Linked DNA regions of Homo sapiens: all the other regions are linked to region 7. Evidence: chromatin contacts called from ENCODE Hi-C or POLR2A ChIA-PET data. All regions are on one chromosome and are shown on one strand. The core of a region is the stretch at or near the end of the contact, and the rest is flanking DNA. Distances in the headings are between cores, read along the strand shown. Region 1 holds the start of CYP20A1 (cytochrome P450 family 20 subfamily A member 1). Region 2 holds the start of C2orf69 (chromosome 2 open reading frame 69). Region 3 overlaps LINC01792 (long intergenic non-protein coding RNA 1792). Region 4 overlaps SPATS2L (spermatogenesis associated serine rich 2 like). Region 5 holds the start of KCTD18 (potassium channel tetramerization domain containing 18). Region 6 holds the start of NBEAL1 (neurobeachin like 1). Region 7 holds the start of ALS2 (alsin Rho guanine nucleotide exchange factor ALS2).

What was found. Hi-C counts contacts between places; a loop is a spot of excess contacts on that map. ChIA-PET counts read pairs that join two places held with the same protein, here RNA polymerase II (POLR2A). Pooled maps may share reads with other maps.
Region 1: a map of CD8-positive, alpha-beta T cell shows a loop between it and region 7 (10-fold over the local background). The contact joins the promoter of CYP20A1 here to the promoter of ALS2 in region 7. A Hi-C loop is called at or near these places in 3 of 168 maps with a recorded cell type or tissue (CD4-positive, alpha-beta memory T cell, CD8-positive, alpha-beta T cell and naive thymus-derived CD4-positive, alpha-beta T cell) and 15 of 50 pooled maps. POLR2A ChIA-PET finds 5 or more read pairs at or near these places in 2 of 52 experiments (CD8-positive, alpha-beta memory T cell and MCF 10A).
Region 2: a map of B cell shows a loop between it and region 7 (14-fold over the local background). The contact joins the promoter of C2orf69 here to the promoter of ALS2 in region 7. A Hi-C loop is called at or near these places in 1 of 168 maps with a recorded cell type or tissue (B cell), 1 of 37 single-sample maps with no recorded cell type and 7 of 50 pooled maps.
Region 3: a map of B cell shows a loop between it and region 7 (15-fold over the local background). The contact joins the enhancer-like site here to the promoter of ALS2 in region 7. A Hi-C loop is called at or near these places in 5 of 168 maps with a recorded cell type or tissue (B cell, CD4-positive, alpha-beta T cell, CD8-positive, alpha-beta T cell and 1 more) and 8 of 50 pooled maps.
Region 4: a map of CD8-positive, alpha-beta T cell shows a loop between it and region 7 (6-fold over the local background). The contact joins the enhancer-like site here to the promoter of ALS2 in region 7. A Hi-C loop is called at or near these places in 2 of 168 maps with a recorded cell type or tissue (CD8-positive, alpha-beta T cell and naive thymus-derived CD4-positive, alpha-beta T cell) and 5 of 50 pooled maps.
Region 5: a loop to region 7 is called in a map of CD8-positive, alpha-beta T cell, with 9 times the contacts of the local background. The contact joins the promoter of KCTD18 here to the promoter of ALS2 in region 7. A Hi-C loop is called at or near these places in 6 of 168 maps with a recorded cell type or tissue (B cell, CD4-positive, alpha-beta T cell, CD4-positive, alpha-beta memory T cell and 2 more) and 9 of 50 pooled maps.
Region 6: a map of CD8-positive, alpha-beta T cell shows a loop between it and region 7 (9-fold over the local background). The contact joins the promoter of NBEAL1 here to the promoter of ALS2 in region 7. A Hi-C loop is called at or near these places in 2 of 168 maps with a recorded cell type or tissue (CD8-positive, alpha-beta T cell and naive thymus-derived CD4-positive, alpha-beta T cell), 1 of 37 single-sample maps with no recorded cell type and 14 of 50 pooled maps.

Annotation. Positions count from the first base shown.
Region 1 is chr2:203,237,275-203,240,410 of GRCh38, forward strand. It overlaps CYP20A1 (cytochrome P450 family 20 subfamily A member 1), which reads left to right and starts at 1,744. Exons shown (of 13, transcript NM_177538.3): 1 at 1,744-1,860. The coding sequence starts at 1,789. RefSeq lists enhancers at 1,445-1,494, 1,780-2,351, 2,175-2,464 and a silencer at 1,565-1,774.
Region 2 is chr2:199,909,996-199,913,480 of GRCh38, forward strand. It overlaps C2orf69 (chromosome 2 open reading frame 69), which reads left to right and starts at 1,298. Exons shown (of 2, transcript NM_153689.6): 1 at 1,298-1,776. The coding sequence starts at 1,444. LOC101927687 (a long non-coding RNA gene) reads right to left here and starts at 1,151. Exons shown (of 4, transcript XR_923766.4): 1 at 1,030-1,151. RefSeq lists an enhancer at 1,430-1,619.
Region 3 is chr2:200,711,370-200,714,594 of GRCh38, forward strand. LINC01792 (long intergenic non-protein coding RNA 1792) reads right to left here. Exons shown (of 3, transcript NR_037886.1): 3 at 936-2,761. It also overlaps the pseudogene AOX3P-AOX2P and the pseudogene AOX3P. Among named protein-coding and RNA genes, the nearest start is that of LINC01792, 22 kb to the right of the region's middle. RefSeq lists an enhancer at 1,746-2,025. Within about 2 kb of position 1,827, at least 35 of the 41 ENCODE cell types and tissues checked have a DNase peak (open chromatin) inside an H3K27ac peak, as active enhancers do; they include B cell, CD4-positive, alpha-beta T cell and CD8-positive, alpha-beta T cell, where a contact is called at or near this core.
Region 4 is chr2:200,372,567-200,375,960 of GRCh38, forward strand. All of the region lies in intron 2 of SPATS2L (spermatogenesis associated serine rich 2 like), which reads left to right. It also overlaps the pseudogene RNY4P34. Among named protein-coding and RNA genes, the nearest start is that of SPATS2L, 68 kb to the left of the region's middle. RefSeq lists an enhancer at 1,562-1,611. Within about 2 kb of position 1,730, at least 3 of the 41 ENCODE cell types and tissues checked have a DNase peak (open chromatin) inside an H3K27ac peak, as active enhancers do; they include CD8-positive, alpha-beta T cell, where a contact is called at or near this core.
Region 5 is chr2:200,508,259-200,511,408 of GRCh38, forward strand. It overlaps KCTD18 (potassium channel tetramerization domain containing 18), which reads right to left and starts at 1,810. Exons shown (of 7, transcript NM_152387.4): 1 at 1,370-1,810. RefSeq lists a silencer at 1,583-2,042.
Region 6 is chr2:203,013,552-203,016,931 of GRCh38, forward strand. NBEAL1 (neurobeachin like 1) reads left to right here and starts at 1,324. Exons shown (of 56, transcript NM_001378026.1): 1 at 1,324-1,431; 2 at 2,605-2,884. The coding sequence starts at 2,834. RefSeq lists an enhancer at 1,004-1,557 and a silencer at 1,196-1,425.
Region 7 is chr2:201,778,849-201,782,252 of GRCh38, forward strand. ALS2 (alsin Rho guanine nucleotide exchange factor ALS2) reads right to left here and starts at 2,085. Exons shown (of 34, transcript NM_020919.4): 1 at 2,029-2,085. RefSeq lists a silencer at 1,755-1,924 and enhancers at 2,055-2,124, 2,135-2,364, 2,375-2,444.

The sequences.
Region 1 (3,136 bases), core at 494-2,993, 1.5 Mb after region 7:
TTACATTTACTGTTTTGAAAACCTATTGGGAACATCAGTTTGACAAGAAATATCTTTAAAATTCTGAACAAGAGACTTAAAAATGAACTTTGAACATACGACAGTTTAAAGCACATTTATATGCAGAGAAAGACTTAAAAATACAATTTCTGCCAAGTGAAATATTAAACAGCATGTTTCATTATATTTGCTATAGATGCCAAAAGAGTTGCCATTTTCAATGAGGTATGTTTCCTGCTTATGTAACAGTCATTTATCATAGAAGCTGTAAAATGCAATCTGGAATTTCTCTTGCCAAATTGCTGCCTGTTCTTGACATTTTATATTATTAAAGCTATAAAATCTATAAATACTTTTAGCACACTTTCACTAAAAGCAGCACTAGTAAGTAGCAGGCCTTGTCTTGTATTTCAGTAGCCACGTCAAAACTTCTGAGCCAGGCGAAATAGAAAGAGGGGTCCTAGGGTATTTTATGCCCAGGGCAACAAACGCCAAATGCTGACGTAGATAGCACTTATTCGGTTTTGCCAGGAGCTGTGCTAAGTGATTTTCATAAAATATGTAATTTAACCTACAGGCAACTCCATGTGGTATTATTTTCACTTTTTTACATAGAAGGAAATGGAAGCTTAGAAAACTGAAGCAATTTACCGAAAGTCAGAGTTAACAGAGCAAGGAAACCTGAACAGTGTGCAGCCTCCGCTCACCAGAAAGTGTCAAAGAATCACATTTACTAGTACTTCAGACAGAAATTCTGCGAAACAAGGCGTATCTACTCTTGTTTTACTCCCAGACACTTCCCTGTCCCGCTTAGATCAGTGGTGGTTTTCACTCAAATTTAAGTGTGTAACAGTGTCCCCGGGAGGGCTCTGTTCAAACAGATTGTTGTACGCGCCCCCTACCCCTGCCCACCCCGAGTGTTTGATTCAGTAGGTCTAGTTTGGGATCGAGAATCTTTTTATTTTGTTTTCCTTTTGTTTTGTTTTGTTTTGTTTTTGAGACAGGGTCTCGCCCTGTCGCCCAGGCTGGAGTGCAGTCGTGCCATCTCGGCTCACTGTAGCCTCTGCCTCCCCGGCTAAAGTGATCCTCCAGCCTCAGCCTCCGGAGCAGCTGGGGCCACAGGCAAGCGCCACCACTGTAGGCTAATTTTTTTTTTTTTTTTTTTTTTTTTTTTGTAGAGACTGGGGTCTCACTATGTTGCCCACGCTGGTCTCAAACTCCTGGGCTCAAGCGATCCTCCCGCTTCAGCCTCCCAAGGTGCTGGGATTACAGGTGGAGCCACCGCGCCCGGCATCGATAATCTGAATCTCTAACGAGCTCCCGGGCGACGTTGATGCAGCTGGTACCGGGACCACTCTTCGAAAATCATCGGTTTAGAGGTTTTAATTCTGAATCCATTGCGAAAACTGTTGGGCGGACAGAGCACTACTAACTCCTAACTTTTCTCAGAAAGCTGGGCTCTGCTTTCGCCAGCAACCCGGTCCGAAGTCGCGGGCATATTCTGTCTGAAATCGTGTGCACCGAAATCCCCGCCTTGCGGTGGAGGCTGGCGCTAGGCGGCCTCAGCCTCGGCCTGCTGCGCTCAGGAACCCGCGCCCCGGCTCCTCGGCGATCCATTGCTCTTTCCTCTGGCGCCGGCCGCAGGCCTCGGTCACGCCCCCAGCGGCCCGTTGGTTTCCGGGTCCCGCGGGGTGCCCCCGCCCACACGCTATGCCTTAAATTGGGCCAGGCTGAGGCGCTGCTGCTGGAGCGGCCGATCCGAGACGTGGCTCCCTGGGCGGCAGAACCATGTTGGACTTCGCGATCTTCGCCGTTACCTTCTTGCTGGCGTTGGTGGGAGCCGTGCTCTACCTCTATCCGGTGAGCGCCGTCTTGGCTCTCTGGGGCCCCGGGCGCCGCCCCAGTCTCTCTGTCGCCGGCATCCAGGCCAACCTGCCCGCTGCGGGCCGCAGGGGGCGGGCCTGAGAGGAGGGTTCGGGTTCGCTCCAGAGCTTCAGCGCGGGGACCGCACCCGGAGTCACGTGACGCCCCTCCCGGCAAGCTCTGAGAGCGACGTGGGCTGCGTCGCTACCCCTCAGGCGCCGGGCCAGGCGGGCGTAGAGCTGCTGAGGAAAAGCCCGCGCCCCCGCAGGCCGGTCTCACCTTGCCAGGCACCCCGCGCCACTCTCCAAGGCGGCTCTCAAGTACTTTGGGCAGCTTTTTGGCCATAACTCGCCAAACCCAAATTTCATTTCCCAGTGTGTCAGGACGAGACTCCTGGGCGCGCCACTCCTTTCTCCTTTCTTGAGGATTCTCCCAGCACTTGTGTATTCCTCTTTTCCATCTGTCCATCGATCTATCCTGACTGGAATCCAAAGTGCTCGAGGTCCAGGTCTTGCTCCTCTTAGGGGCTCCAGGCAAATGCTTCTTTGGGGAGAGCGCCGCGCTGCGGGTTCGGGTGCGAGGTTTCCTCTGCCGCTGACGCCTCTGCGAGCCTCCGGTCCTCCTCTCTCCACTTGCCTCCGTCAGCGAGAGAGGGAGGGTCTGAAAACAAAAGTGTTGATGACTGAGGACCGTCTTTAAAACCTGTTCTACACACTTTGGGAGGCTGAGGCGGGCGGATCACGAGGTCAGGATATCGAGACCATCCTGGCCAACATGGTGACACACCGTCTCTACTAAAAATACAAACATTAGCTGGCTGTGGTGGCGGGCGCCTGTAATCCCAGCTACTCAGGAGGCTGAGGCAGGAGAATCGCTTGAACCTGGGAGGCGGAGCTTGCAGTGAGCCAAGATCGCACCACTGCACTGCAGCCTGGCGACAGAGCCAGACTCTTATCTCAAAACAAACAAACAAACAAACAAAAAACACCTGTTCTACAAAGCAAGGTGGTGGTTTTACAGTGAAAGTTGAAAAGTAGCTGAACTGCTGGAATTGACCATACACCTTCTTAAATGTTCTTTTCCGAGCAGGTAAATGGATTAGACTAGAATCTTGCAACTACACAATCAGGGACTTCCTGAAATCTTATTTTCTGAGAAACTAAACAATTTTAGTGGTTCTTGAATTTTTGGTGATTTTAAAATGATACTCTTCTTTGATCAGCTCATAGAAGCACACTGTTTATTCTTAGCACTAGCTATGTGCCAGATATGG
Region 2 (3,485 bases), core at 48-2,547, 1.9 Mb before region 7:
TTAGCATACTAAGTCACCAAGTCTATACATATATATAAATCATATTTTATCATTTGCTCATTTATGTTCCTACTCCAAGCCATTTGTTATTATTTGCATATGTAGACCAAAGAAAACAGTATGTGTGCTTAAATACACATATATAAACTCCGAACAATTATATATAAAGTGCTTAGATTTCTGGCCTATAGTAAACCCTCAACAAATGTTGGCTGTAGTTTTTTGTAATTTTCATTAATTATTCTCTTTACAGTGCTTTGTCTCACAAGTACTTGGATCTCATCCTCGCTCGCACACATTTCCCTGTTTTGTTTGTTTTTGGTTTATTTTTTGAGACAGGGTCTGCTTCTGTTGCCCAGGCTGGAGTGCAGTGGTGGGATCACAACTCATTGCAGCATACAACTCCTGGGCTCAAGCGATCCAATCTCCCATCTCAGCCCTCCCAGTAGCTTGGACTATAGGCATGCACCACCACGCCCGGCTAATTAAAAAAAAAAATTTAGTAGAGACAAGGCCTCCCTATGTTGCCCAGGCTGGTTTCAAACTGCTGGACTCAAGTGATCCTCCGCCTCGGCCTCCCACAGTGCTGGGAGTACAGGCCTGAGCATACATTTCGCCAAATCTTATTCCTACTCAACTGGCCACAGATAGTTGCTGGACACACATGACTTTCCTACACTGTTTAGTTTTTGAAAACCTCCAAATAGCAAAACACCAAGTAAAGCGTACTGCCTCGCCCCGTTTTTTTCCTGTCCTAGATCATGTACCCTGTTCCCAAACAGAGATGAATTAGCTTCATATCTAACCACAAATTCTCCATGAGCACAGAGATCTTCGTATATCTATAATAATTGTACTCAGGAAACTCAAGGTATGAGGAGAGAGATTCCCTTCCTTCGGGGCTTGTAGGAGACTTCCCACGGAATCTTCTTTGGGAATGTCTCCCTTTTAAGCCCTGAAAGACCAGATAAATCTCAGGTGAACCTAGAGAAACAGGGAGCTTCGTATACTCAAAAGTCTATACATTACGTATTATTGAACGGCGACCTGCGGCCGCCCCTGCTGCTGCGCATGCTCCATAACTGCCGCTTGCTATAGCTGGGAGTACTGTATTATCTCTTTGCTCTTCGCCGGCTCTTCCCCAGACTTCTGTTCGAACTTCCCGGCCGCGGCAGAACCCACCAATCACAAACGCCCTTCCTCAAGCCACGCCCACCGTCTTCTCCGGGATCCCAAGACCGATTTCGCCCACACCCCTCCCTTCCTTTCCTTACGCACGCTGCGCGCGGACGTCGGCCTCTGACGTCGTCGCCTCAGCGCCGGCTCCCGGCCGGGCCGCGGCCGCCGACCGTTGAGCCGCCGGCTGAGCCGCCTGCTGAAGTCCCTCCCTCAGGAACCCCTCCGCCACCCTCCACCTCCGAACCGCTCTCGCGGCGGCGACCCATGTGGGGGTTCAGGCTCCTGCGGTCGCCGCCGTTGCTGCTCCTGCTGCCGCAGCTCGGAATCGGAAACGCCTCGTCCTGCTCTCAGGCCAGAACCATGAACCCGGGCGGCAGCGGCGGCGCGCGATGCTCCCTCTCGGCCGAGGTGCGCCGCCGTCAGTGCCTGCAGCTTTCCACCGTGCCTGGAGCCGATCCGCAGCGCAGCAACGAATTGCTCCTGTTGGCGGCGGCCGGGGAGGGACTGGAGCGGCAGGACCTCCCCGGGGACCCAGCGAAGGAGGAGCCGCAGCCGCCGCCCCAGCATCACGTCCTCTATTTCCCTGGGGATGTGCAGGTAACTCGGGGCCTGCCTGGGTATCTGTTCCTTCCTCTCGTGTATACGTACGCGGTCACTGATTCTTCCCTCGTGGCTGCTGCCTGGTTCCTTTCCTTGCCTGAACACACCCACACATTCACTGAGGGTGGCTCTTCCTCTACTCCACGAAATCCAAAACCGTGCCTTCCACGCCCTTGGCGCCCTTTGTCCATAGAACCCCATGGGGAAGGTGTCCGACGAGGGCTACGATCTCGAAAGAGCCAGCTGTCGGTCCAGGTTTCCAAGAGGCGGAATTTGAGACAGGGAGTGACACGCATCTTGTATATTTATTCTATAATTTGGTTTCTCAGAGGACCGTGTGTGTGTGTTGGGCAGGGGACAGAGCGATGGCTTTCAAATTAAGTTAGCACGTAGTGTTTAGAAAACGGTGGCAGTAATTAAAAACCAAACAAACATTACAAAGGTATGACATCCAGTAACCCTAAAAAAGAGTGGGGATGGGTGGAAGAAAAGGGACAATAATTATTAAGCATGTCAATGTTTTGATGCTCACCTCTTTTGTACTTTTGCTTTTGCATGTTATGTTTATTATTTTATAGCTGCAGGTAAATATCCGTGGTTATGTTGCCCTGAAAACTGGGTCTTAATCTAACGTTGCATTATCTAATATGGTAGCCATTAGCCATATATGGCTATCTGAATTAATTAAAATTAAATAAAACTAAAAATCCAGTTATTCATATTAGCTGCATTTCAAGTGCTCAGTAGCTACAGATGGCTTGCGTGTGCTGTATTGGACAGCACAGATATATAGCATTATCATAGAAAATAATCCATCATCATAGAAAGTTCTAGACAGGTAAAGCTAGACTATAGCTAGGTATGTTTCTCTTTTTTGTTTTTTTGAGACGGAGTCTTGCTTAGTTGCCCAGGCTGGAGTGCAGTGGCGCAGTCTCGACTCACTGCAACCTCCGCCTCCCGGGCTCAAGTGATTCTCGTGCCTCAGCCTCCCGAGTAGCTGGGATTACAGGCATGCGCTACCACACTGAGCTAATTTTTGTATTTTTAGTAGAGATGGGGTTCCACCATGTTGGACAGGCTGGTCTCGAACTTCTGACTTCAAGTGATCTGCCCACCTTGGCCTCTGAAAGTGCTGGGATTATAGGTGTGAGCCACCGCGCCCGGCCTACATGTGTTTCTTATACTATGAAACTACATTAGTTTATTTTCAAAATTGGTGCCTTAAAATGACATACTTAGAAACTGTGCTCTGAGTCAGATAATGATTAAGATATAGATATAGATATATAGATATAGATATAGATATTCTCTTTTTTTTTCCAGTTTTTATTAGCAGTCAACTAAACCAGTTATTTTGAGGGCAAAAGAAAATAATATATATTATTTTATATATATATTATATATAAAATTATATATATTATATATAATATATAATATATTATATATAATATATATTATAATATATATAATATATATTATATAAAATATATTCTATAGAATATATATTCTATTATATAATATATATTCTATTATAATATATATTATATATAATATATATTCTATTATAATATATATTATATATAATATATTCTATTATGATATATATTATATATAATAACATATATTATATATAATATATATTCTATTATATAAAATATATATTATATAAAATATATATTCTATTATATAAAATATATATTATATAA
Region 3 (3,225 bases), core at 577-3,076, 1.1 Mb before region 7:
GCTTTCCGACAGGCCTCACATCAGCAAAATGCCCTGGCGGTTATGAATGCTGGAATGACAGTCCTTTTCAAAGACGGCACAAACACCACTGTGGACTTCAGTGTCTATATGGAGGAGGTGGCCCTACTACAGTTGGTGCAAATAAATTCTGTCAGCAGCTTATCAGAAGGTGATTTATTAACTTACACCTCAAACCAAATAAAGGAGCACCGTGTGTTGACCCTACCACAGTTTTGCTTTCATGCTATTTTTCTGAAGTCCCTTATAGGATGAAAACCATGGAGCTCCTCTAATTCATACAAACTTCCCCACGGCAATGAAAATAAAAGTCTGAAGACTATGCAGCAATATAGATTTTAAAAATGGTTTTATACCAATCAACTATATCTTCATAATTGATCATTTATATTAAAATAATGACAGCATCTTTACTTCAGAACCCCGGTGGATATCCTGACATCTCCAAGAAACTCTTAGGTGTCCTAACAGACTTTCTTTTGACCCTACCTCAGGGGATGTACTCATACGAGGTCACTACGTTTTCTGAAAGAACAGAACAGCCAAGTGGAGCTGTGACTGTCTTTTGCCATGGCTTTCCTTTTTAATTTCCAACTGCTGTCATAGTGTCAGCTTTTAGGAAAGGATCAGCTGTGGAAATGCTGTATTCAAGCAATAATCAGAAAATACAATGGAATAACAGTTCCCGTTTATAGTAACAACCAAAAAATAACTCTAGGGATAAAATCAACAAAAATATGTGCAGGGCCAACATGAAAAGAACTTTTAAAATCTATTGGTGAACTTTAAAAAAAGACAAATTTTAAAAGGGAAAGACATAAGCCTTAGCTACAAGGACACAAAATATAACAGTATCAATTTTCTCTTATAAATTAAATATAACACATTCCCAATCAAAACATCAACAGTGTCTTTTAAAAACTTGATTTTAAAGTTTATCTAGAAAGATAAAAAATGTATAATAAGAATAGTCAAGAGGGGAAACTAGCCCTATATAATATTGAAATGTATTCTATTACATTAATACATGTCTAGTAGTTACACATTATAGGTACTGATACAGGAGGAGAAAAACAGACCAACAGAACAATGTAAAGTCCTGAAATAGGCCAGAAAGTCAGGTCTCATTAGAAGCAAAAATGCACTTCAAGTAAGCCATAAAATGGAGCATTTAAGGAAGAATATTGGTACAACTTGCAAGCCATTTTAAAAACAAAGAAACATAAAGCTGTACTTCTATTTCCCACTTTACAATAAAAATAAATTCCAGATTGATTAAAGTTTTAAATACTAAAAACTATACTAAATATATGCATGCATTTAAAAAAATCCATAGCCTAAGGAACATGAAAGCCGGAAGTTATAAAGAAAAGACTGATAAATTTGACTATATAACAGAGAAAAGCATTAGTATAAAAAGAAACGCATTTACAGCAAAAACTTTTCTAAATCAATAAAAAAAGATTAAAAAAACAAAAAAAGAAAAGTATACCCACTGGCAGGAAACTGGAAAAATAAACTATTTTGAGCCTCACTTAGAATTTTTAAAATGAAAATTAAAACAGCAATGAGATACCATTTTCCTCTATTAGATTGGCAACAATTTAAAATGTTGATAGTACCCACGACTGATTAAATTTGACACATTTTTTCCTCCGAGCATACTTTTCATGTAATAAAGTTACTGAAACCAAATACTGTATTCTTAAAAATGGTTAGGGTTACTAAGAAGCCAGCAACAGAGGGCAGCAGAGACCTCCTCTGGGGCGTCCGCGTAGTTCATGTTCCAGTTTTACAAAAGCAGCTTTTTCTCTGCTGTGGTCTCTGAGGTGTCAGAGTGCAGCAAAAGGGAAATGCGTCATCAGTTCTTGTCATCTCATTGGTGACAATGAGTAATCAGGTGGCGGTGGCGAGGTGGTGTCTCTGGGCCCTCTCTCCAGGCCAGAACGGGCACGTCCCACACGCGAGCAAGGCTTCTTGCTGTGCCGCCCGTCAGAGCCAAGTCTGTGATGGCGCCTCTGTTCCAGGTTGTTACAGAGCTGGGCAGCTCCTCAGGAAGTTGGCATTAAAGAGAGCTGGTGTTCAAAATCTGGATTTTCTTTTTTTTTTTTTTTTAACCGAGAGTCCTTTCCCCTCAATAAACTTGACAAAGGAGATCAAGGAAACTAGGAAACTACCAGAAATTCTCATTTGCATTTCCAAGCAAACGCCCAGCAATCTTAGTCATATTAGCTGCATGGCTTTGGGGTTAGAAAGGAGGTGAGGTTGGGAGGGGAAGATAAAGGATAAAATCAGAGTGAATAACACAGAAGAGGTCTAGCCAGCTGCCTTTCCTGCTTACAAGGGGCCACTGGGGCCAGAGCAGGCCTCCTCCCCCGGCTGTTGCGTCCAGGCTGTTTCCCACACTGTAGACCCCCTTCCTCCTTTGGTCCTCTCTGCCCTTCCCTGGGTCTCCCATTTCAGACCTTGCTGTGCTTCCCAGTCCCCCACATGGAACTCAGACTCCAATTTCCATCAGTCAAGGGCTTGCCTCTTCAGGCACATGTCCTCAGCTCCCACTAAGAGGTCCTCAGCTTTAGGCCAGCTCGGCAGACTGGGGAAATGGACGCCTCTGCACTGACCCAGCAATGCTTATCCAGATCAGTGTTCAGGGAGCACCTTTCTCTCTATGTCCTGTGGATGCAGGGTCTGCCTGGTCAACGGCAAAGGTGTCTTTATGCATCTTCGGGAGGTTGGCCTGTTACTGGGTATAGAGTTAGGGAAAGTACAGCCTGAGAAATTAATATAGAATGCATGTGTATATACATACAGACATTTTTGTGCTTTCTTTTTATAAAAGTAAAACATGTCCTTTAATGGACATTCGACAAATACAGAAGAATATAAAAAGAAAATCAAAATCTCCTGTAAACCTACCAGCTATATATGGCCATTGCCAAAGTATTTTTTAAATACTGTATTAAAAACTTGATTCTCATACAAATCTTAAGTAAGCAAATGTCAAAGATTTATTTAACTCGACAATGAGGGAACCAGCAAAATGATAAAACTGGATGAAAGTGAATTTGAGAGACTGAGCATATAGGCATGCCAGCACAATGACGAAGGTTGCTAGTTTAGGTAAAAAACCGGTTAATATCTTACAGGTAATAAAACTGTAACCTTTGAGGTTGCCTTCCTACAGGACAGAAATAATTTGATTCTTTA
Region 4 (3,394 bases), core at 480-2,979, 1.4 Mb before region 7:
AGCCAGCTTTACATCTACGATTCTAATTTTTGTGAATACTAAGATGTTGCAACTGGAATGAACCCTCTAAATAATTTTTAAGCTACATATTCCCTTAATTTGTATTGAACCAAAACAATGGCACCAGACTAGTGGAATGAGGACCAGCTTCGGAGTTAGTTTGAGAGGTTTCAGTCCCAGCCTTGCTGTTGACTAGCTCTGGGACCTGGGCCTTAACATATAAGCCTTAGTTCCCTCATCTCTAAAATGGAGATAATAATACCTACATGCAGATACATTGTGAGGTCTCAGTGAAATAGAATCATCCAGTGTGGTGCCTAAAGAGGGTTTTGTTTGGTTTGTTCACTGCTGTATCCCCAGCACCTAGGATGGTACCTGGCACAGAGCAGGTGCCCACTAAGTGCTAAAATGAATACTGAATGAATGAATGACTGTGGTCAGTAAATGATAGCTATTGCTAAAGGCATGGCAGAGCTGTCAGACACAAGAAGTGTTTGTAAAGCAAGAGGCTGATTATTCAGAGGCTTGAAGGATAATGCTTTGTCATAAGCTAAATTAATTTTTCCCCACCATACAGCATGGCTTTAGGATTCTTCAAAAACTAACTACGTTGGTCTGATGGTAGTGGGTTACCAGAACTTATTAACATTAGTGTCACTAAAGTTGGCATATAATCCCCCTGTGCTAAATTTGACTGCCTTAACAAAAAAAAAAAAAAAAAAAAAAGAACAAAACTGACTAATACTGTGACCATTAGAGTCTTTCCTCCATCCTTACCCTATGTTCTGTATGAAACATCTAGAGGGGTCGCATTCTGTCTAGTCAAGTATCATTCGAAAGCTTGGAACAAAAAATGAAACCAAGACTTAAAGACTGGCTGGTAGCCATTCAGAAATAGATACAAATGTAGATTAAGTTTTGAAGACATTTTTCTTTTCTAATACCTCCTCGCATTTTTAAGAGAAGCATTTAGTAAAACAAACAAGAGTGTCTTTTCAGTGTCTGGTTATCTCTTTTTCCAGACTGAGTTTGGTAAATTATGTAATATTTGGTGTTAGTCATCTCACAGGATGTAAAATCAGGTAAAAATAAAACCAAAAGGAATCTTAAATATAATTTATGAGTTACTTTCCTAGAGGTAAGTGTAACTCGCCTATATAATTTTATTTTTTTGGAGTCCTTTAATATTTGTTAGATTAAAGCATATATTTTTACAAAACTGAAAGTACTGAAAGTCAGCTTGCACCAATTTGAAGTTATTTTAAAAGATCCTGTTTTCAATTCAGTATTTCAAGAATAATAGAGAAAATGCATAAGGTCTAGATTCAGAACCATGTAACCAAAAATGACAGTGGGGTGGGAGGGAGAATTGGGCTGGGATAGGATGAGAAGGAACTTTCCCATTTACTAAAAGAAAAATGAAACAAGGATATTACCTCTAGCTGCATTACGAACAGAACAAATGTAAACCACACCATATAGACACCTTCTCAAATACTGCCTTCTGATGTCATCTCATTGCTTACTGCCTGCTAATCTTATCTCCCTGCAGGAGCCAATCTTAAATTTATACTGCATCATAATTAACTAAATACATTGCATCTAGCAGAGACAAATCGTGGCCTCCCAGTAAATATTTATTAACTGACTTTTGTGTGCTAAGCAGGTAGGTTTTATTTCTGGCTTTACACATTAGTCACTGTTTCTGCAAGCGAAGTTTCACTTTCGCTCTTCCTCATACCTGCAGTGCCATTCCGATCATTGCCAGTATTGCCTCAAAGTAGTGCAAAAGAGCACTCCCTCTCTGAAGCCCTCTTTGATTAAGCTCACCTAAACTAAAGCCATCTCATCCCTCCAGAAGCCACTTTATGTACATGGTTGTAGTCATTTCAGAATGATTTGTTGACCATTTTGTTACATTCTTATTTCTCTTGGTTTTGATCCCCCTGTGCATGGCAATATACACCCCCACCAAGAATAGGCATTGGGTCTCAGTTGTCACAGGGACACACACACACAGGCACCCTCTACATGTAGTGTCTGGCCCAGGAGGAGCACACTCAAAGGACATGTTCCACAGTTAGATAATGAAATTGTTAGCATTAGTAAGATAAAACAGACATTCCTAATTATTTGTCTCTACGAATCGGCCAAGAATGGGTATAAATGGAACCAAAGCTGTGAGAGATGGACCTATTTCACCAAACAAGTAATCAAAACCTAATATATTTACACCTCAAAATTGGTGTTAGGTAGATTGAATAACTATGAAAGTCTTCCAAAGGGAAATAATATATGGTATTATATTTAGCTGAGAGGCCTGTGCATTATTTGAGCCACTGTACTAAAAAAGTTTTGTTTCATTCAATCTTTAGAAAAATGATTTGGAAGAGATTAAACTATGTATTGCTAATGCTTGTACACCATTGGAAGCATCTGGTACTTTCTGAACTTCCCCCAGTGTGAGTTGAGCCATAGGGCAGGCTAGAGCTCCGTGCAAAGTAGAGAGGATGTGTGTCTGCACTCCATCCTTTTATGCTACAAACTAAGAGTGTGGCCAAGGCAGGCCATGAGGTGGTTTATGAAGCGTCCGTAAAGTGCATGTAGGTGCCAACAGCAATGAAAATCCCTCTCTGTGCTGGAGTTACGTGGGTATATAGGAGTGAGGCTAATGGTTAAATGTGTTTAGCATTGGGTGAAAATGAATTTTTTTTTCATACTCCATAGAAAAGGTTAACTTCAGTCTTTCTTTTTTGGACAAAAGTGTAGGCTTTGATCGAGAGGAACTAGAGAGCTATAGTCTAGTGACTTTATCCTGGGTATAAGGCTCTACAGTAAGAAGAAATAAAATCAGTAAAAGATGGTAGGCAAGTTACCAGGTTAAAGAGGGGATACATGAGGCCCAATAAGGATGATATAGAAGGTTTGGGTGCTTATGATTAGACCTTGACTCTGATAATGGCTAAAAGATATTGCAAGGTTGGAGGTATGCTGGGAGGAAGAGCAGAGTGGATTGGAAGGTGTGTGAAATGATGTGGCTAGAACAATATTGGACAATGCTGGGTTTTCTGTTTTTTGAGATAGGGTCTTACTCTGTCATCCAGGCTGGAGTGCCAGTGGCATGATCACAGCTCACTGCAGCCTCCACCTCCCGGGCTCAAGTGATCCTCCCACTTCAGCTTCCCTAGTAGCTGGGACTACAGGCACATGCAACCACACCTGGCTAATTTTAGTACTTTTAGTAGAGACAGGGTTTCACCGTGTTGCCCAGGCTGCTCTCGAACTCCTGGACTCGAAGGATCCTCCCACCTCAGCCTCCCAAAGTGCTGGGATTACAGGCATGAGTGACTGTGCCCAGCCTGACAGTGCTGGTTTTAAAAGGGTGGCATTTAAA
Region 5 (3,150 bases), core at 560-3,059, 1.3 Mb before region 7:
CTTGTAATTTTAGTAGAGACGGCGTTTCACCATATTGGGCAGTCTGGTCTCCAACTCCTGACCTCAGGTGATCCACCCACCTCGGCCTCCCAAAGTGCTGAGATTACAGGCGTGAGCCACTGCACCAGGCCCAGGGAAGGTTTAAGGGTTGGATTTTTTTAATCCATTCTGGAGATCACAGAACCACAAGTGACACTGTGGTGTTTTCCCACCTAAAACAATACTGTGATGAAAAAGGTACTCCCAATTATTGAGAATCTGCAGTATCCACACATTTCATAGCAAGTTGAAAATGGCTGCCAAAAGGCTCAACTACATCCATGTCAATTCACTTTTACTCAGTGAACAACTAAGATCGTTTTGTAGATGCCAGCTAGTCTCCAATAAAATGGAAGGAGACCATTAAAATCTGAGGAAGACCATGTGTGTAGAATACGGTCAGCAACAGAAACCATTATGGGCCAAAGGTCCAGCCTTCCAAAACCACTTATGGATGTGACATCTCGCACTGCCTAGAAGTCCTGGGAGCAGCACTCCAAAGATCCATGTGTGAGAGCCACCTCTGAGGCATGGGATGGAACTTGTTCCCTCTGCCTCATTACTGGCTCCCTGGAATCCTATCTATTCTTCAAGGCCTTCAGCAAACCTAATTTCTTGCATGACCGTCCCACGTATCCTTCTGCCCCCCAAGTTAGAATCCTTGCACAATTCTACAAATATACTGTGTGTCTGTCCACTTTTTACCCCACTTGTTTAATCCCTACTTTTTGGTCTGTAGGCCAAGGAAGCCAGGGCCTGTGTCACTCTTAATAACTCCCATTTACTGAATGCTTATTATGTGCCAGCCATTGTAAGAGACACTTGACACACTTTACCTAATTCACACAAAAACTCTATTGGATGGGAATTACTGTCCCTGTTGACAGATGAGGCCATTGGGGTAAAAAAAAAGAGTGATGTGTACAGGGGCCACACAAGGACTGACTGCTAGTAGGTTGTGGAGCCAGCCCCAATCCAGAACGGCAGGACGAACCCCAAGTTCTTCCTGCTTCACCCCACACCGCCTCCTCCAGCACTGTTTCACCCCTATGGATCCTGACCCAGCCCTTTCACTCTCTAAGCATCTGTCCATCTCAAGACTTGGCTACGATAACACAGCAGCACCCCGATCCCGAGGATTTAAGAGCTACTCCTCCTACCCCAACCCCAGGCAGTCTCTCCTAAGGATAGGAACATCATCATTCCAAGGCCACACCAGGGGGGCACTCCGCAGGCCCCATCCTCAAAAGCACCCAGTTAGGCTCCCTGCTATGTGGAAAGTGTCCAGCCCTCGGGGACAATGTCCCCCAGAGTGCATTCCTATGATCACCTGCATCAAAACCATCAGGGACGCTTGGGAAAACGAAGACACTCCGGCCACAGCACACAGTTCCTCAGAAAGTCTGAGGAGGGGTCGGGATCTGCCCGCGAACCCCACTTTGAAAAACATCGCTCAAGGGGCTCACACTCCTCTTCCGAAGCGGGAAGAGCCGGGAGGAGCTGGGGAGCCAGAAAGCCCCGCCACGGTCTTCCGCGGCCTGGAGACCCCAAATCGGCCCGAAGCCCGAGCCTGCAGCCCGGGGCGCGCGCGTTACCAGCGCGGCCCGTGCCCTTCCTCAGGGCGCCCCGCCGCCTTCCGGGCCCGCGGCCCATCCCGCGCCCGGCTCTTCCGCACCGGGGGGGTGGGGCGGGTCGGCAGCTTCCCAGACTGACCTGCGGCCCGCCAGACCCTCGGCGCGGCCGCCGGACGCCGCGGGGCGGACGCGGAAGTGAACGCCTTCTCAGCTGCTCGGCAACTCGGGAGCAGAGCGGCCCCAGCGGCGCCCCCGTGCGGCCCGGCTCTGAGGCAGCGGCTCAGGGAGGGAGGGAGGCCACGTCCCGGGCACGCCACGCCACGCCACGCCCCGCCCCCAGATTCGTCTCGCCCCAGTGGGCCGCCTCGGAGTCGGGTGGGTCTTCCATCCCGGAGGTAAGGGAAACACACGGTAGAGAAGGCCAGGGCTGAACCCCAAGGGACGGTCTTGTGTGTTCAGAGGCTGGTTTTACAGGTGAAGAGAAGAAACAGCCGCAGAAGTTGCGATTGTCCAAGGTCACTTAATAAGTGGCAAGAATTAGGATGTTAAGTGTTCTCACCCCCAGGTCAGTGCCCATCCCTCCAAACAGGGCTGCTCAGTGCCAACGTGTGTTAATATATTGCACTTGGATAAGTCTATCTGGATAGTGTCTGCAGCTTACAAAGCTTTTTCACACACAGCATTCTTGTTTAGTCTGTGTGACAGTGATATAAAGGGTGATATTTATTTCCCATTATAGCAAGGAAAATTGAGGCGAGAGCAAACATTTATTCAACACTTTTGTACACCTGACACTGTGCTAAGTGCTTTGCATGCACTACTTAATTTCCTGTTAACGATAACCCTAAAACAGTTCTTCCAGTTTCTAGCACCATCTTACCTTGTGCAAGGTACTGTGCTAGATATTTCAAGAGAAATATAACAGTCCTGTTTTCAAGGTGCTTCCCCAAAATCAAAAATATTTGGTTCCAAATTTCCCTGACTGGCTCTTAGAAGAGAATAAGCCAAAGAGAGGTAAGTCAACCTATCCCCTTAGATATTAACAGTCTTAGGAGAGAGGGAAGGTTTGTTCAACCTGTAATTATTAAGCACTAGCTATGGAGCAAGCACTGAGAGTAAAGGACTGGAAGAGACAAATAATGGGCGTTCAACCTTACTTTCCAGTACAACATGCAGAAAACTTGTTCTGTAAATATTTTAGGCTTTGTGGGCCATGCACAACTACTCAACTCAGCAGTTGTAGTCTAAAAGAAGGCATAGGCAAAACCTGAACAAATGAGCATTGCTAGTTCCAACTTTATGGACACTGAAATTCCAATTTCACATAATTTTCATGTGTCAAAAAATATTCTTTTAAAAATGCAGCTTTTTCAAACACTTAAATATGTACAAGCCATTCTTAGATCATGGGCCAGACAAAAACAAATGGTGGTCCATGGGCCATAGTTTGCCTGCCCTTGTTCAAGTGGGAGAAACAGACACTAAGCAAAGTGGTGACAGAGAGTGATAACTAGGTGCGAGGAAATGAGTGGACATT
Region 6 (3,380 bases), core at 74-2,573, 1.2 Mb after region 7:
ACTCTCAATTCTGCCATGGTAGAGTGAAAGCAGCTATAGGCAATACTAAAGGAATGGGCATGGTTGTGTTCCACTAAAATTTTAGGACACTGAAACTTGAATTTGAATTTCGTCTAATTTTCACATCTCAAAATATTGTTCTTTTGATTTTCGTTAAGCAAGTTGCAACCAGAATGGACTGCAAAGCCTATAACATTTATTGTCTGGCTCTTTTTATTTTATTTTTATTTTTTGAGACAGTGTCTCGCTCTGTCGCCCAGGCTGGAGTACAGTGGCGCCATCGGAGCTCACTGCAACCTTCACTCCCAGGTTCAAGCGATTCTCCCACCTTAGCTTCTAAGTAGCTGGAACTACAGGCGTGCACCACCACGCCAAGCTAATTAAAATTTCTTTTGCAGAGACAGGGTCTCATTCTGTTGCCCAGGCTGATCTCCTGGGTTCAAGGGATTCGCCCGCCTAGACCTCCCAAAATTCTGGAATTACAGGCGATAGCCACTGCGCCTCGTCTCTGGCTCTTCACAGGCAATTTGTGGATCCTTGTTACAAATGAAACAAGATGGGACATTAGTTGATCATTTTTGAAGTTGGGTGACGGTATACAGGGTTTCGTTATACTAGTTTACTTTAGAATATACTTGAAATCTTTCACAATAAAAAGTTGTGGAAATGTTTAACAAAGGTGAGTTATCTTACGCGTTTTTCTTTCCTTATACAAAAACCAAATCTCTCTGAAAGTTGTCTATAGTTAGTAAAGCCTTTTGCTTCTTTTCTGAAAAAGAAAAACCCTTTCGAAGTCTTTAGTGGTGGTAAAATAAGCCCTTTGGATATGACACTCGGTGACGACGAAAGCAGGCACAAAAGGAAAAGAGGAGTTTTTGGGGGGTGTCTGTGTGTGTTTTGTCTTTTTACATTACTCTAAATTCCCAGAACCAATCCCGGTTCTACAAATAAGTGAAACAAAATCCCCTTTAACACCGTAGGGTCTCACGCCCTCAGATGACTCACGGAAATGACGCCATCAGCGAAAAGCGGGGCGGGCGTAGACGTCAGCACGTCAGCCCTCCTCCATGTCCAGCTGAGGGAAGGCTCGTTTCAGTGCCGCGGCCGGCGCCCGCCAAGGGATGGGCAGCCAGAGCCTGTCGACTGCGGCTGCGCAGGTATGCTGGGGCGGGGCTTCAGGTCACCCCGCCCATCCCCAGCCTACGCGACCATTGAACAGCTGCCGCCCAACGGCTGGGTAAATCCTCAGCGGCCGAAATGATTAGCCCAGGGGGCAGCCCCGCCCCCTGCTCCTCCCGGCCTCTCGCCCCGCCCCCATGTCCCGCCCGCTCGTCTGCCTGGCTGCGGGGTGACACGGGGCTTCGCCTTGGGAAGGGGTCGAGGGAAGCAGTTAGACGGCTGCCGGGCGGCGGCTGCCGCGCGGCACACAATGTGAGCCCGGTGATGGGGAGCGGGCCGTTGGGAAGAGGGGGCGGCATGGCAAGAAATGGGAGGGCCCCGGTGCTTGGTGGTGGAGGGGCTGCAGAGTGAGGGGCGGCTTTGAGTGGGCTAGGCTGTCAGGGAGTGTTCCGATACTGTAGTGCAGGCTGGGATCGCGGTCGGGAGACGCCGAGTCCGCATTCCTCAGTTCTAGAGCTTCTCTTGGCAGCTCGGCACACCTTAAGTTTGCCTCTGTTTGGGTTGTCTTGGGATGTGAGGAGGAAATTAAAAGATTCCCCCAAACACTTGGATGCTTCTTTGGGAAGTTCCTCGCCGGTGTGTGCGTGCCCACTTCTCTTGGATGGAAAGGTGGAGAGGCCAGGTGGGCGGGTGGACTTCCACTCTCCGAGGATTGTTAGAACAAACGAACTGGGAATTCCTCCCCCGCCCCCACGCCCTGCCCTGCAACACAGCAAACAGTCCCAACTACTCCACCCCCACCCCACCCCAGACGGAGTCTTGCTCTGTCGCCCAGACTGGAGTGCAGTGGCGTGATCTGGGCTCACTGCAGCCTCTGCCTCCCGGGTTCAAGCAATTCTCCTGCCTCAGCCTCCTGAGTAGCTGGGATTACAGGTGCCCGCCACCACGCCCGGCTAATTTTTTGTATTTCTTTAGTAGAGACAGGGGTTCACTGTGTTGGCCAGGCTGGTCTCGAACTCCTGACCTCAGGTGATTCACGCACTTGGGCCTCCCAAAGTGCTGGGATTACAGGCGTGAGCCACCGCGCCTGGCCCCAACAACTTTGAAGAGGAGACCAGAACAAGAACATTCTAAGAGCTTTGATGTATTTGAAATGTCTGAGATGTGGGCCTTTTCCTTGTATCTGTACAAAAGGTATGAGTGGGAAGGGAGTCTTGCTCCTTATTCTCACTGGACGCATTCTTGGTTATGAACATGTACCCATCTCTAGGAGTCTGTCTGCCCTAGAGGATTCTATGGTGGACATACTGTGTTAGCTGTGATGTTTTCCTGAAACACAAGTTTCTATGAAATCTAATCAGTCCATGTGAAAGTATAGCGGGTTGTTTGTGGGAAGTGAAGAAGATACATCTTTAGTTTTTGATAAGTCTAGATTTTTTAGTATGGCCTCTTTTTCTAACCTGTGGATGTTTTTCTCTTTCACAGATTTATTTAATTGCCCAACTACCACTGATGAAGATATATTGGAGTGACTGCTGAAATTGCCTTTTTGTTTTTAACCAGAGGACAGTCCATTTGTTTCACTTCTTTTTGCTTTCTTTACTGCTATGAGCTTTACTGAACGGCTGAAAAACTTGGAAAATAAAATGGACATGCTGTAGTCTTGAACATAATTTTTTTAAGGAAAACTTAAAGTGCCAGAGTGAAAGCCAGAATGGCATCCAGAGAGAGGCTCTTTGAACTTTGGATGCTTTATTGTACAAAGGTAATTGCTTTCCTTTTTATTTTTATGTTTTAAAATACTTTATTATAAAATTTGTGACTGGCAGTAGTAACACTTTATTTAATAGATAATAGTGTATTTAGTCATAATGAATAACCCCAAACTTAAAAGCGTTTAAAGGATTTTCTGTTTTCCTCTTTTTCAGGTTTGAACACACATACAATATTGGCATACTGTTAAAAACTGTAGGGTGCGGCTTTTATTTGATACTTATCCCCAAATGATCCTAAAATTATATAAGTAAAATTATGCCCTTAAGAGAAAAATAAAATATTTTTATTTTTGTTTGTGCTTTTCATTTTCTCCCACAAGTGAGTGTAGGATAGAGACATTTTTATGAGAAGGGCATTAAGCATTTTTCTTGGAATGAACCTTTGAAATTGCATCACAAGGTTATTGATTGAACTGCGTGCTGTGTGACTGCCACTAAGTTAGCACTCTTTGAGCATTGTCTCATTTCCTTCTCACTACAATACTG
Region 7 (3,404 bases), core at 835-3,334:
AGTACCCAAAGCGGGCCTTCCTTTATACAAGCTTAAAAATCACCACTCTGCCTTTCTTCCTAGTTTTTCAACTCATACTTTACCTAGTCTCACATTAATAAATAATTGTAGATTTTTACAAGTCAGTCACATTTTTGAGATTATCATTAGAATGGACCCAGCAGCTACTGCTTTAAACCCAGTTTTCATGAAAAGGTAGGAGATTCCACCTAATTACAAAAACACTAACATCAAGACTCATTGAAGTTCTTAGCATACCCTTTGCTTCTTTAACAGTCAAAGTGCCCAAAGTAAGTGTTTCAAATGACAGCCCAAATTCTGAAAAACTGAAATTTGGAGAGAAGGGATTCCTGTTTATATTGAGTACATTTAAAAAGTAAATGGCCTGCATAATGCCACTCAAGTTTTGTTTTTTTCCCAAAATTATCGGTTTGGTATTTCATTTTTCTGGATCATTACAGTTTCAAATTTTAACACTGTTAAACAACTTTGACGTTTTCTTGCTATAATTATGAATTTTAAATCTGCTAATACTGGTCATAGTTTAGAAACTAATAAATTCAAACCATGTATAGATTCTGTCAGTATCTTTTTCACATTAAAATGTCCTTATGGAACACCAAAATTACTACAGAACAACTTGAAATCATATTTTATAGCTACTTCCTTAAAATATTCAGTTCCCTTCCCCATCACTTAAGAAAAGAGTCAGTTTGGATCATGATGTAGTGGGAGGAATTAATTATAAAAACAGCTAATATGTATTGAATATTTACCATAAAACAGGCACTGTAATAAATACGATACATGAACCATTACACGTAAAGGTACTGTTATCAGGAAAACATTTTTATCCCCAATTTAGAGACAAGAGAACTGAGGCAGAGAGATTAAATAACTTGCCCAAAATCAAAGATGTAAATGGATGTGACTCTGGGTATGTTCAGATACAAAGCCTAGAATCTTAACCACTATGCTTATGTTATCAAGGTTAAAACACCGTAGTTTACTGCAAAAAATTTTTCACTGCTTTAAATTATTCATTAACTCAAAGGTCAACCGGTCACTCCAAATCATATGATAAATGGGGGGGAAAATGTGGGACCAATAGGTTTGCTGAAGTTTTGTACCTGCTCAGAATAAACATATCACACAATTTTATTCCATATAGCCAAATATAAGGGTAACTGAGTAAAGATCTTCACTTGGGTACAGCAGTCAGTTCCTTCTCCATCCTAAACCAGAAAGAAAGCACTGTTCTTGGATATGCCACTTCAACAAGAGTGTTTTTTCTCTTCCACCATCAAAGCCTTAAGCAATAGAACGATTCTACCAGTCTACTGTTGCCTGTCTCCAAAGCAGCCCTATTATCCGAGGACGAACACCAGCGTCAAGGACCTGTGTTATTTTTCTGGCTTCGCTTCTCAAAATAACTTATCTTCTCCTCTTGATGAATTACTTGATAGGCTCAAAGACTTGCCTAAACTACTAATTCTTATTATCAAAGCTATTTTCTTTCTCCGCAACCGCCTTTTCAAGTAGCCCTTGGTCCACTCTTCAACGCGATTTGCACCCTGTGGCAAGGCCGCCAGGGACACTCAGCAGGGTTCCAGGCCACGGACCCCAGTTTATCAGCTCAGCGCCTAGTGTGGGCATTCAAGAAATTCTCGTGAATGAATAGCTGGAAGGCAGCGTGGGTGGAGGCGGGAAGAGGGGGCTTGAAGGAATTTCACGCAGCTGAGACCACTGCAGCGGCGCCCAGTCTGGGGAGGGAGAGACCGGGGCAAGTGGGAGAACCTGGGGCCAAGGCAGGGGCCGCCTCGGGCGCTGCTGGACCGGCAGGAGCAGTCGATCGCACCCAGAGCTGGGAAAATGCGGGCGCCGTCTCCGCAGGCCCCCCGCAGGGCGCTCTCCGGCCTCGACCACAGCCTCCGCCTAGCTCCCTGTCCCCGGCCTTCCGCATACAAGGGGTCCCAGCCGATAAGCCCTCCTTAGCCAATAGCCAACCCGGGACCCACACTCGCTCACCTGAAGCTCCACCGGCAGCACCGCGCTCCGCATCCGGCGCGAGCTTGGCAACCCAGTGGGTCCGCGGGATCAGCTGATTCATGGAGGGCGGGGCCTCCGGACAGGGCGGGGCTGCAGGGCGACTAGCGAAGGTAAACGAGGGCGCGGGCGGCTCTTGGAATCCGAGCTCCTGGGAATTGTTCTTGGGAGACTGTCGACGGCGTCTGTTGGGGGTCAAAATTGCTGAGAATGCGTTAGGCACTGCAGGCTACGTACTTGGGAGCACAGTCTCTCCCTTAGTTTAGGGCGGAGCTATCAGTCCTGAGATGCGCTTTGATGATGACGTAGAATAGAGTCGTCCAAGCCTAGCTACCCGAGCGCTCCCATGGTAACAGGCGGTGGTGAAAGTGGTTGGGAGCAGCAGTCGTTTGTTACCACCTCAAACTGCAAGGGCCGGAAGTATAAAAGTAAAAAGGCTGAAATATTTTCAAATTGCCTTTATGGACAGTACCCTAACAGTGGTCGCTTCTCCCCCCTACTCCCGCGAATGACGTCATCGCCTCGCGGCCCCGTTTCGCCATTGTATCCTCAATGTGTAAACTTACTGGTTAGTTGCAACCCCAAAAGATGGGGTGGGATAGGAGAAAATGAAGTGGCCTCTCCAGTGATTCCCGTAGTACTCCCCAATATACAATCAGTAAAATCAGCTTTCTTGTCCCGCGCACAGTTTCATAACACTGTTTTTCGCAGCCACAGTCCCACCCCACCCAGCCTGCACTCTCAAGTCCTCCCATGATTTTATGATTTTCCAGAGCTGCCACTCATGTCGCACAGTGGGTGCAAACCTTCTGCTGCTAGGCATTGTGCCATCGCTGGACCTGCAAACATGCAAATATTTAGACCATCAACGACAGATGTGTAGTCGGGTTCTGAAACTCCTATATCCTATTCACCAACACCCTCAACTCAATTTCCTCCCTGATCCTTCGCCCACCTGCAAAACTGTTAGTCTGCAACAGTTCAACCAACCTTGCTCACTCCTGCATCGGTGCAGAAAATCACACAACCCTGAGAATTGGCACCACTGCGAACGAAAAGTGTCCAACTTCAGTCGGGACTTCCACGTGCGACTACGCAATATTGCTGAGCCTAAGACAGTCACATTTACACATTGCTACTCAGATTATCTCCTATTCCCCTCCCCTGCTGTTCCCAGCCCTCACGCTCTTCTAACCTCTTACTGAACTCTACTCACTCACCCGCTTTGGTAAAAATAAAAATAAAAAATTTTGTCTCTTACATCTCTGAGGAAAGTGAGACCACTAGAGGTGAATTTCCTTAAATCCCAAATCCCATCAGCCACTACCACAAAACCTACCTGCAACCAGTTTTGATTT